2 separate regions of the Homo sapiens genome follow, and region 1 is linked to region 2. Evidence: read pairs that join two places in POLR2A ChIA-PET (ENCODE). Cell type or tissue: MCF 10A. All regions are shown on one strand. Region 1 has its middle 46 kb from the start of PROK2. Region 2 has its middle 130 kb from the start of PROK2.

Region 1 (5,000 bases), 86 kb after region 2:
CATCTCTAAAAAAAAAAAAATACAAAAATTAGCCAGGCATGGTGGCATGCTCCTGTAGTCCCAGCTACTCAGGAGGCTGAGGCAGGAGGATGGCTGAAGCCTGAGAAGTTGACGTTGCAGTGAGCCATGATTGCAACACTACACTTCAACCTGGGGAACAGAACAAGACATTGTTTACAAAAATAAATTTAAAAAAACATATTGTTTAATAGTATCTAAAGGATACTTTATATATACTCATTATAATTCCCCCAGCAACCTTGCAAGATAACTATTATTGTTTCACTTTACAGATGAGGAAATTGAGGCTCAGAGATAGTGAATAAATTGCCCAAAGGCATGGTGCTAGTAAGGGGCAGAGCTAAGATTTGAACCCTGGTCTGGCTGGCACCAAATCCACGTACTTTCCCTGTTGTTAGCAGAAGGTGCACTGGACAAGATTTGATAATATAAAATTTATAAACTTCTGCCTTTCAACAAAGGATTAGAGGCTATATAACATAATGTAAAAACAAGACAATTAAAAAGGAAGACAACAAAAGATAGTTTAAGAGAGTTGATGTTACATTGGAGTGAGAAATTACATTAGTTGAGTCATAAACTTAGCTGAGTGTCCTAGCAGCCAAGTGAAAAAGGAACAGCAAATTGGATTTCATATTTATTTTTTGTCTTAAAAAAGGCAATGAATACGCTCATTTGCATGAGCAAATGATTTGATAGAGGAATTTGTGACCTAGGTTCTTGATTAAGAGGTGCTAGGCAATGTAATCTAGGTATTGCCATACTTAAGATGTGGTTTTATAGAAATAAAATTCATTGCACCAAGATAGTACCATTGGGTGATTTTATACAGGGGTTGACAGACTTTTCCTCTAAAGAGCCGAGGAGTAAATATTTTAAGCTTTGTGAGCTGTATGGTCCCTTGCAAGTGCTCAACTCTGCAGTCATAGCACAAAAGCGCTATAAACAGTGTATATAAATGAGTATGGCTGTGTTCCAATAAAACTTTATTTACAAAAAAACTGGCAGCAGGCTAGATTTGGCTTATGGGCTGTTGTTTGCCAACCTCCATTCTAATAGAATAAAAGGTAGAGCTGTGAGATTATATCCCTTCATCCTTCTGTCTGAAATACTAGTTGTCCAATGACCTTGTTTCACAAGTCATTCAAGGAGGAATTATACAACCTGTGTGCATATTCTCTATTATTGCTTCATTCAAATCTTACTCTTTGACCAGGCAGCAAAAAGCAGAATCTATGTTGTGAAGATGCAGGGCTACAATAAACAGATGGCCAGGCTGTGCTCTCCCAAGAAGGCTTCCAGCCATAGAAGCTAAGGGAAGTGGAAATGTAGCTAATGCTCTGATGCATCCACCCAGAGAAAGGACTGACTTTTTCTAAGTCTTCTACCCCAAAGAGGCACCTTTTTCTAATTTTTCCAATGGGAGGGGTGTCTTTTTCCAATTCCTAAAAGGGCATGATCTGTGCTAGAAGAGGCCCAATTAAAACCTAAGAACCTGACTCATATTCTTCTCATGTTTGTGGGCTGTAGCTCAAAAAGCAATCTTTGCATGGTTCTTTAATAAGAATTAATTTGAAACCATAGGGTTTGGCTCCATCTTCCAGGAAGAAGACGCTTTAGGCCTGAAAATTATTAAGAGTAGCTCTTAACAATCGACTGTGGCAAGCTGAACATCTTAGGATTGCGCTTACCCCTCTGATTGTGTCATAGGTATTTAAAAATCCTAGCCCTCTGGAATATCTAGGGAAATGATATAATTTTGATAATAGGCTATTACTCTAAAGGGGATGAAATGCTGACTGTGGGTAACAAATGGTGTGGAGAGTCTGGGGTCGTCCATACTTGTTTTCTGATAAGATTTACCATTCAACTGTGATCAATTGTGCAATCATTGTGCTTAAAACGTGCTCATTCTTCATATGACATCAATGAAATCTGTGTTGCAATTTGTTAAGAATGCTGGCATAGACTTGTTTTGTTTACTTAATGGGGTTAGTTTTATTATGAAACATTATCATAGAAATTAGAATAATTCTGAAGTGCATAAAGGAAAAACTGAAGGCCCCAGTGTTTTTTGGCCTTTGTGCATGTTTGGAAAAAAGTGTCCAAGCACAATTATTTAAAAAATATTTCTATATTTTCTTCCATTCGTTTTTTGTTTTCATTTGTATTTAAATCTGTAATATGATTGGAGTATGTTTTTTAGTTATGTTGTGAGGTAGGAATTGGACTTTTCCATCGAAATGGGTAACCAGTTTTAGTCATCTGTCGACTGCTCCATCGTATTTCAGTGGGCAGCAGAAGTGCTTCATGGGTACTTCCCATTGTGGCATACAGATTATTAAAAAGATATTAATCTCAGGGTGGAGATTTAATTAAATCAATCATTTTTACCACTTCGTTGAGTACATTCATCAATGAAACTGGTATTTTTTAAACTGTAAGTACATGATGATAGTAAATACAATGACTACTCCTATAGTTTGGTACCCTTGCCATGATCTGTATCAAAATTTCAGCAGTTAAGTGCACAATTGCCTTTGTATCACTGGTGGGAATGTCAACACAGTGAAAAAAAGAGAAAAAGACAAATCATGTTTTAGTATTATTTTGAAAATGATTTTGACATTGCAGCCCTTCCCAAAAGGGCCTCCGGGACCACAGCAATTAACTGTAAGTTCCATGAGAATAAAATTGTATCCATCTTGGCTCGTCATTGCATCCCCAGTGGCTAGCACAGAGTAGGACCTCAATAAATATTTATTGGAAGAGTATTTCTTAACACCTATTTCAATTAGTTTTTGTTGCAATAATGCTGTATAACCAGTAACGACAAAGTCTCAGTGGCTTTGTAACAGGATTTTCTATACACATCTGCAAGTTGCCTGGGGTTCTGCTGATCTAGGCTGGGCCCATCTGGGCAACTCTGTTTCTCACTGCAGATGTGTGTGTCAGCTAGGGTGGCTCCACTCCCAATGTGTCTCACTCTCCTTGGTGCAGTGAGGTGGCAGGTCCCAGTGCAGAGCATTTCTGTGGCAGAGATATATGAGAAATCAGAAATGTACCAGACGTCTTAAACCTTGAAAGAGGCACACCATCACTTCTACCCATATATTTTTGCCAAGACAAGTCACATGGCCAAGCCCAAAGACAAGAGGCATGCAGGTACACTTTGCCCACAGTGAAGCCATTGCAAAGATATGGATGCAGGGCATGGGGGATTAATTGAGGCCAAACTATCCATGAGGGAACCAACTCGTCCAAGTTTGTCTGTAGTTCCCCCTGGTTTTAGAACTGAAGTCTCACATCCCAGGAACCCCCTCTGTCTCTGGCAAACTGAGACAGTTGGTCACCCTAATTACTCTTCAGTATGCTTTAAGTTGTAAAAAGGCTGAGAATTGTGTCGTATAAGAACTAGTCCCATTTAAAAAATGTTCTCCTTTCTTGAGTGCTGTAACTTTAAATGCAAATATTCGATAGAAATGTTTTGGTTCTCATAAGGGGACGGGTAGCAAAAATAAATCTCCCACAATTGTTTTTAACTTCCACCATAGAAGACATAATCTGTGTGTACAGAATCATCAGGTAACACATTAATATAATGCATTTTACTCTAACAGATTTTTAAACCATATAGTAAGAAAACCCCATTTTAAATATATACATACTCTATCGTTTACATGTGATAAACTATTGTAGCAATCTCTTATAGTTTGCAAATATCTTTTAACATTTACTTCAATTCAGTTGATTTTTATACCCTTAATCATAAAACTATAAAAACAAGATGATATTGTTGCTGGCACCATGTAATTATGTAACAACTCATTGGTCAAGAAAGAGCACATTTAAAGGAATGATGTAAGCACAGAATATTTGGGGGGTATTAACGACCTTGGGTATCGAAGCTGAGAGCCTGAAACAAATTTATGGGGTTACATTGCATCTTTAGCAGTTAAAACACAAGAGGGAAATAATAAATCAGCTGAATCGTTGTAAGAAAATTGAATATTCTGTACAGAGATTAGCAGAACTGCGCAGGAATTGAGAGACGTCTATGCCTGTTGCTAGGAATGGTAATGAGAATATCGGAAATGAATAGTTCTGTGTCGTCCTTGAAATATCATTACCTGTTTTTCAAAAAAGCATTTTCCCATTTGTATTTTTCCTTAATGTAATACATTTGTTTGCATCCTTGTTCAGAGAAAGGGTTTGAAATATGTCAGAAATGTTCCTTAATTCCAGTTGAAAATATCAATGTTTCAAGAGTTCAAAAGAGACTTTAAAAAATCACTGGTTTAAAAAATCACTGGTGCTTAAAAATATGCCCTTTCAAAAAATGTAATATTGGAAACCAATGAATCCGCTCTTGCTCTCAAATGAAGATGAATATTTATTAAAAAGATTGACTGCTACTACAAAAACGCATTGGTGGAAATGTATCAAAAATGAAATAACAAGTATACATTATATTTTGAGAGTATTTTTGTTCAATACCATTCTTAGCCCAAGTGATTAAATATTTATTGCAGAAGAATAAAGCCTTACAACTTAGTGCAACCAAGATCTCTGTACAATGAAGTGAAGTCAGCTGCCAATGCCCTAACTATTTTGAACAACTTGAACAGCAAAATCTGAAGTTAGCAAAAGCTTGTAGATGGTTATACCATTTTATCATCACCATAGCCCTAGAAAATTGATATAACCACCTTCATTTTAAAGATGAAGAAAAAAAGCTTAGCGTGGCTTGGTAATGTGTGCAAGATAACACAGCTTGTGTCAGTGTTGCTATCAATACCATGGACTTCCAGATCCAAATCCAGTGTTCTTGCATCTATATCTCAGTGGGTTCTAGATTGGGCCAAAATTACACCCACCCTCTCAGTGGCTTTCTCTGAGGTCCTTCTGTTGTGTACAGCTCTCACTTTTGTCTAATGTTATTTTGATGAGAAACTCTTTCCCATTCCAAGTAGTTCTGG
Region 2 (5,000 bases):
TCCAGGGACTGAGCTGCAAGGGCCCATGGTCCCTGGCATTCTCTCCAGCTCTCTCCACACAGCAACTTCATTTTTTTCCCCATATATGCTGTAGAGCATTTTCTATAGGTCACAAAGAAGGTCTTGTCCCATTCGGTCAATAATTGTACCAAGGAGGTGAAAATGGGAATAAAATATAAAAAATAGAATGGCAAGAACGGGATGAGCAAGTCGCAAGGATCAATGAAGCCAAACCTGTCCAGGAAAATGTATCTATCCATGAACCCCTGTCTTCAAGGAATCAATCAGCAGCTCTTGAAAAATTGTATCTCCCGTAAAAGTGTCATCAGAGCTTTCACGGTGTCATGATGCAGGTGCCAATGGCTGGGCACAGAATAGATGGCCCATTAATACTCACTGATGGGTTTATTGATTTGTGTGTCCAGTATAATTAGCCCCACTGATCTTCAATCAGTGCAGCTTGGGGAGGGGATGGAGCCAATGTATCCAGAACAGGGAGTGGAGAGCTGGGCTCTGTCCTGAGGGCCACTGGTTCCCTGCGTAGCCTGGAAGCACCCCGGACTCCTCAGATGCATGGGTTCCTCACTTGTAAAATGGGAGGATGGCAGTTCAGAGTTTCCCAAAGTGATTTCCAGTGATCCTTAATTATTTGTAACGTTAGTAGGGTTTTTTTTTTCTTTTTTTTCCTCACCAAAAGGGTTAAATGGTCAGATTTGGGCAACACTCATTTTAAATGAGCAGGAATTCTTTGAGCTTTTGGTATGCTGGATATTATAAATCTCTAAGAAATGTGATAAAGTATTCATTTATTTGTTTGATCTACATTAGCACCAAGCATATGCCGGGCACTATTCTAGTGCTGGAGACCTACCAGTGAACAAAAGGCTTCAGTCCCTCTGTGAAAGTATTTGCCTTCTAGTGAGGGAATACAAAGAGACAATCAACAGTGATAGGTCTAATGACAAATGGAGCTAAATCCTGTACAAAAAAGTAATCATAGTAACACAGCACAGGAGATAGAAGGCGGTGCTATACATAGGAGAGATGAGGCTTTCTTCTCTCATAAGAGTATTTTTGAGCAGAGACCTTAAGGAAAGGAGGAACTGTAAATGCAAGGTGGCAAAACATTTTTCCTGGTCACAGAACATCAAGGGGGTGAATGCAGCTGATATGGGGACAGTGGTGAGATGATGTGGGAGAAGAGGGGGAGAGGTTGTGTGGAACCTTCCCTCTTGGCATCTACTGGTAGAGAGGTAGATTGTGTTTTCCACACTGATGTCCTCAAACGGGACTATCATTTTTTTTCTTTGATGATGTAATTCTCAGGATTAACATCCCACTGGAATAGACAGTTTCTAAGTACAACACTAATGATATGACGTGGGTAATGGAATGATGTTCTAAACTGACCAGTGGAGAAAGTGAAAAGTATAAGTTACAGGATCTCTTGTGAAATGCTGTTCTGCTTTATAAAAAAACATGGACCAGATTGTGATTTAAGAATGGGATCTAGACTGGGCATGGTGGCTCATGCCTGTAATCCCAGCACTTTGGCAGGCAGAGGCAGGTAGATCACTTGAGGTCAGGAGTTCAAGACCAGCCTGGCCAATATGGTAAAACCCTGTCTCTACTAAAAATACAAAAAATTAGCCAGGTGTGATGGCACATGCCTGTAGTTCCAGCTACTTGGGAGGCTGAGGTAGGAGAATCACTTGAACCTGGTAGGTGGAGACTGCAGTGAGCCAAGATCATGCCATGCACTCCAGCCTGGGTGACAGAATGAGATTTCCTGTCTCCAAAAAAAAAAAAAAAAAAGCGATCTCTAAATCAGATTGCAAGACTAGTGTCAATTCCTCAATTGACTCTCTATATGACTTTGGGCAATTTCTTGGCCTTTCTATGCCTCGGCTTCCTCATCTGTAAAAATAGGAACAATTATACTTCCTACCACAATGGCCAGAGTGAGGATTAACTGAGAATTAACAAAATGCTTAATGCAGTGCCAGGCACACAGTAAGTTCTCAGTAAATGTTACCTGGTAAGATAATTAACATTAACATTTAATAAGGCTTATAAGTGCTGCCGACCAAAGAATCTGCTTCATATATTTAAAAAAAGGATGACAGAAATATAGCATCAAATGCTGGGACACCTGGAGTGCTTTCGAAGGGCTGGTGTGCTTCATGACCGTACTGTGTGTTTCACACACCATGGCCGTCATCCTGGCTGCCTGTACAGCAACTATTCCTCTGCTATCCCCTGGGGTAGCAGCCACACTCCTTGCCATGTTCCATGCCAGTTACTTGTTGCAGTGGGGCTGTTCATGCAATACAGCAGAGCTCAGGACTCGGCTAGATGGTTGGGAGAAAGGAAGCCGTCCTCTTTGCTGTGCTGTAGAGGAGAAGTCATGCAGCCAAGGAGCTGCAACAGTCATCTCTCTGCCATGAAGACAGCCAGCCCGGGCACAAGGCCAATACACAGAGCAAGGCGGAGACAGGAGACTGCCTGAGAAATGAAGCCCCATCCTGGCTCACCAGCTACCTCTATACCAACCCAATTCTGAAATTCCCCCTCCTTCACTGTAAACTCTTCAGGCCCAGGATCCAATAAATTGCTTTATTTTAAAACCATGCTAAACTGGATTTTTCTTTTACTTTATAGCCTAAAGCATCTTAACTGATACCCATCAGATAAGTTATCTCATCCTATCTCCATGACAACCCTGTTGTAAGATGCTGTTATTCCCACATTACAAATGGAGACACACTCAGAGAGGATGGCTGACCTGCTGTGGAGCTATTTCGGGACAAAAGTTTGTACAGTGGATTTAGGTTTCAAAGATCTGGGTTCCTGTCTTAGGTCTGTTATGTATGGCTATGTTTCTTCATCTGTATAATGAATATAGTTCTTTTATTTTATTTTTTGAGACAGGGTCTTGCTCTGTCGCCCAGGCTAGAGTACAGTGGTATGATCACGGCTAACTGCAGCCTCAACCTCCCAGGCTCAAGTGATCCTCCCACCTCAGCCCCCCTGAGTAGCTGGGACTACAGGTGCGTACCAGTTAATTTTTTAATTTTTGGTAGAGGCAGGGTTTCAATATGTTGCCCAGGCTGGTCTCGAACTCCTGGCCATAAGTGATCCTCCTGCCTCAGCCTCTTAAAGTGCTGAAATTGCAGCCATGAGCCACCATTCCCAGCCTAGTTCTTTTTTAAAAAAAAATCTTTTCTCCCAAGGTTGACATGGGAGCTGAATCAAACAAGATGCCTTAGCGGGAAGCTCTTTGCAACCGTAAAGTACTAAGCAAATGTTCACTCTTCCTAAGCCGTGGCTCCCATGTAGAAGCTCAGTCTTTTGAATTCTGCATGTTGCTGGCTCAAGAGGCTCAGGTTCCACCTTGTTCTTTGATACAGGTAAATATTCTGGTTTCTTGTTTATACTGATTGTTTAGCAAATTCTCCCTTTATAACTAGTAAATATCTAAAGTTAAGCCTAGGCCAGGCACAATGGCTCATACCCATATCTCAGCACTTTGGTAGGCCAAGGCAGGAGGATCCCTTGAAGCCAGGAGTTCAAGTCCAGCCTGGGCAACATAGTGAGACCATTTCCTTATAAAAAATTAGCCAAGCATGGGTGGTGTGTGGCTGTAGTCCCAGCTACCAGAGGGGTGAGGTGGGAGGATCACTTGAGCCCAGGAGGCTGCAGTGAGCTATGATCATGCCACTCTACTCTAGCCTGGGCAACAGAGCAAGACCCTGTTTCCAAAATAAAAAAATAAAAATTAAAAAAATGAAAAACCTATCCCTGACCCCACATATTATAAAAGGGAACTCAGCTGTATTCCAAACATAGGTTTTATTTATCAGTTGGCCTGCTTCTCTCATCTAAACAGGCATGCATGCCCCCAATTCCCTCAGCTTCTTGGAACCACAGACCTGTAACATTTTTCGTGGTTGGTCAGTAGATTTTCTATGTCCTGTTCACATCCCAGATGTATATTTTCTATCTTCTACCTTTAGGGATTAAAAAGATAATACATCACTGGAAAATTTTCTCTTGTTAGGAATAACTTTGAGGTAAAAGTCCCTGTAGTTATTTAGGGTAATAGAAGTGAAAGACTGTACTTCAGATAAGAGGGTGAAAATTTGTCCTTACCATGAATATACTGAAATGATTTACCTAAGTGATTCAGACTTGATTCCCCAAATATATTAATCATGAGCAAGAAGAACTGTGTTCATCTTTGCACTGTTTATATCAGAACAGAGAGCTTGTCAAACAAGGCCCTAGTTCAATAAGCATGGTATGCAAGGGGAAAAATGAAATAGATTTATTCTTGTTATTTGAGGAGTATGTGCTTTATTGTACACACTTTGCTTCTGGCTATAGAGAAAATAATTTATCTGCAAGTCTTTTCCTTTCATTTGCCTTGAATATAAAGATTAACTGGTGTTTTAACCATCTTGTTCAGGCCACATTTATGAAGGGAAGTGGTTCCCGCACAACTCCCAATATTTAAGTTGTATCATTATTCTTAAAGATATGATGGTAAGCCTTTCAGTCATAAAAGTTGGGCTATTCTTTCATATTAATAACTTGAAAGGAATTTTTTGCATTAATTTTCATGGAAGGGGAAAGTGACAACAGCCAAGAATTGGAAAAATTAATTTTCTGCAATCATATTGACTTAATTTGAACTTGTCAGCCACTGAGGTAGTACAGGTGTGTTAGAGAGTGGTATCAGATTGTTGCTCACTGTGGCTGCCCACTGGGATAAACCAAGTAGTGGGTATTACATTGAATTGTTTGCTTACTTTCTCCTCCTTTGATCAAAGGCCCTTAAAATATATTCAAGGTTGGGAGTGATGTCCTTGCAGTAGATTGCAACCTGTTTATATTGTCTTTATCAATGTCAACTGTTGGGTTTCAAGGAAGAAGAAATGTAATCCAGGTTCAAGGACAACTATTTAGAAATGCTTTCGTCTCAGAAAGAAAACCAAAAC

Evidence for each region. Peaks named below come from ENCODE experiments on the same cell type or tissue, not always from the same donor. Only the 100,000 strongest peaks of a DNase experiment are listed, where the experiment ranks them.
Region 1: POLR2A ChIA-PET joins it to region 2 with 5 read pairs; 2 of 35 experiments call an interaction of 5 or more read pairs at or near these places.

What each region holds. Positions count from the first base shown.
Region 1 is chr3:71,828,734-71,833,733 of GRCh38, reverse strand. No RefSeq gene overlaps it. Among named protein-coding and RNA genes, the nearest start is that of PROK2, 46 kb to the right of the region's middle. In MCF 10A, no CTCF peak of the experiment used is centred here; a DNase peak (open chromatin) is centred at 1,943.
Region 2 is chr3:71,914,628-71,919,627 of GRCh38, reverse strand. No RefSeq gene overlaps it. Among named protein-coding and RNA genes, the nearest start is that of PROK2, 130 kb to the right of the region's middle. In MCF 10A, no CTCF peak of the experiment used is centred here; no DNase peak of the experiment used is centred here.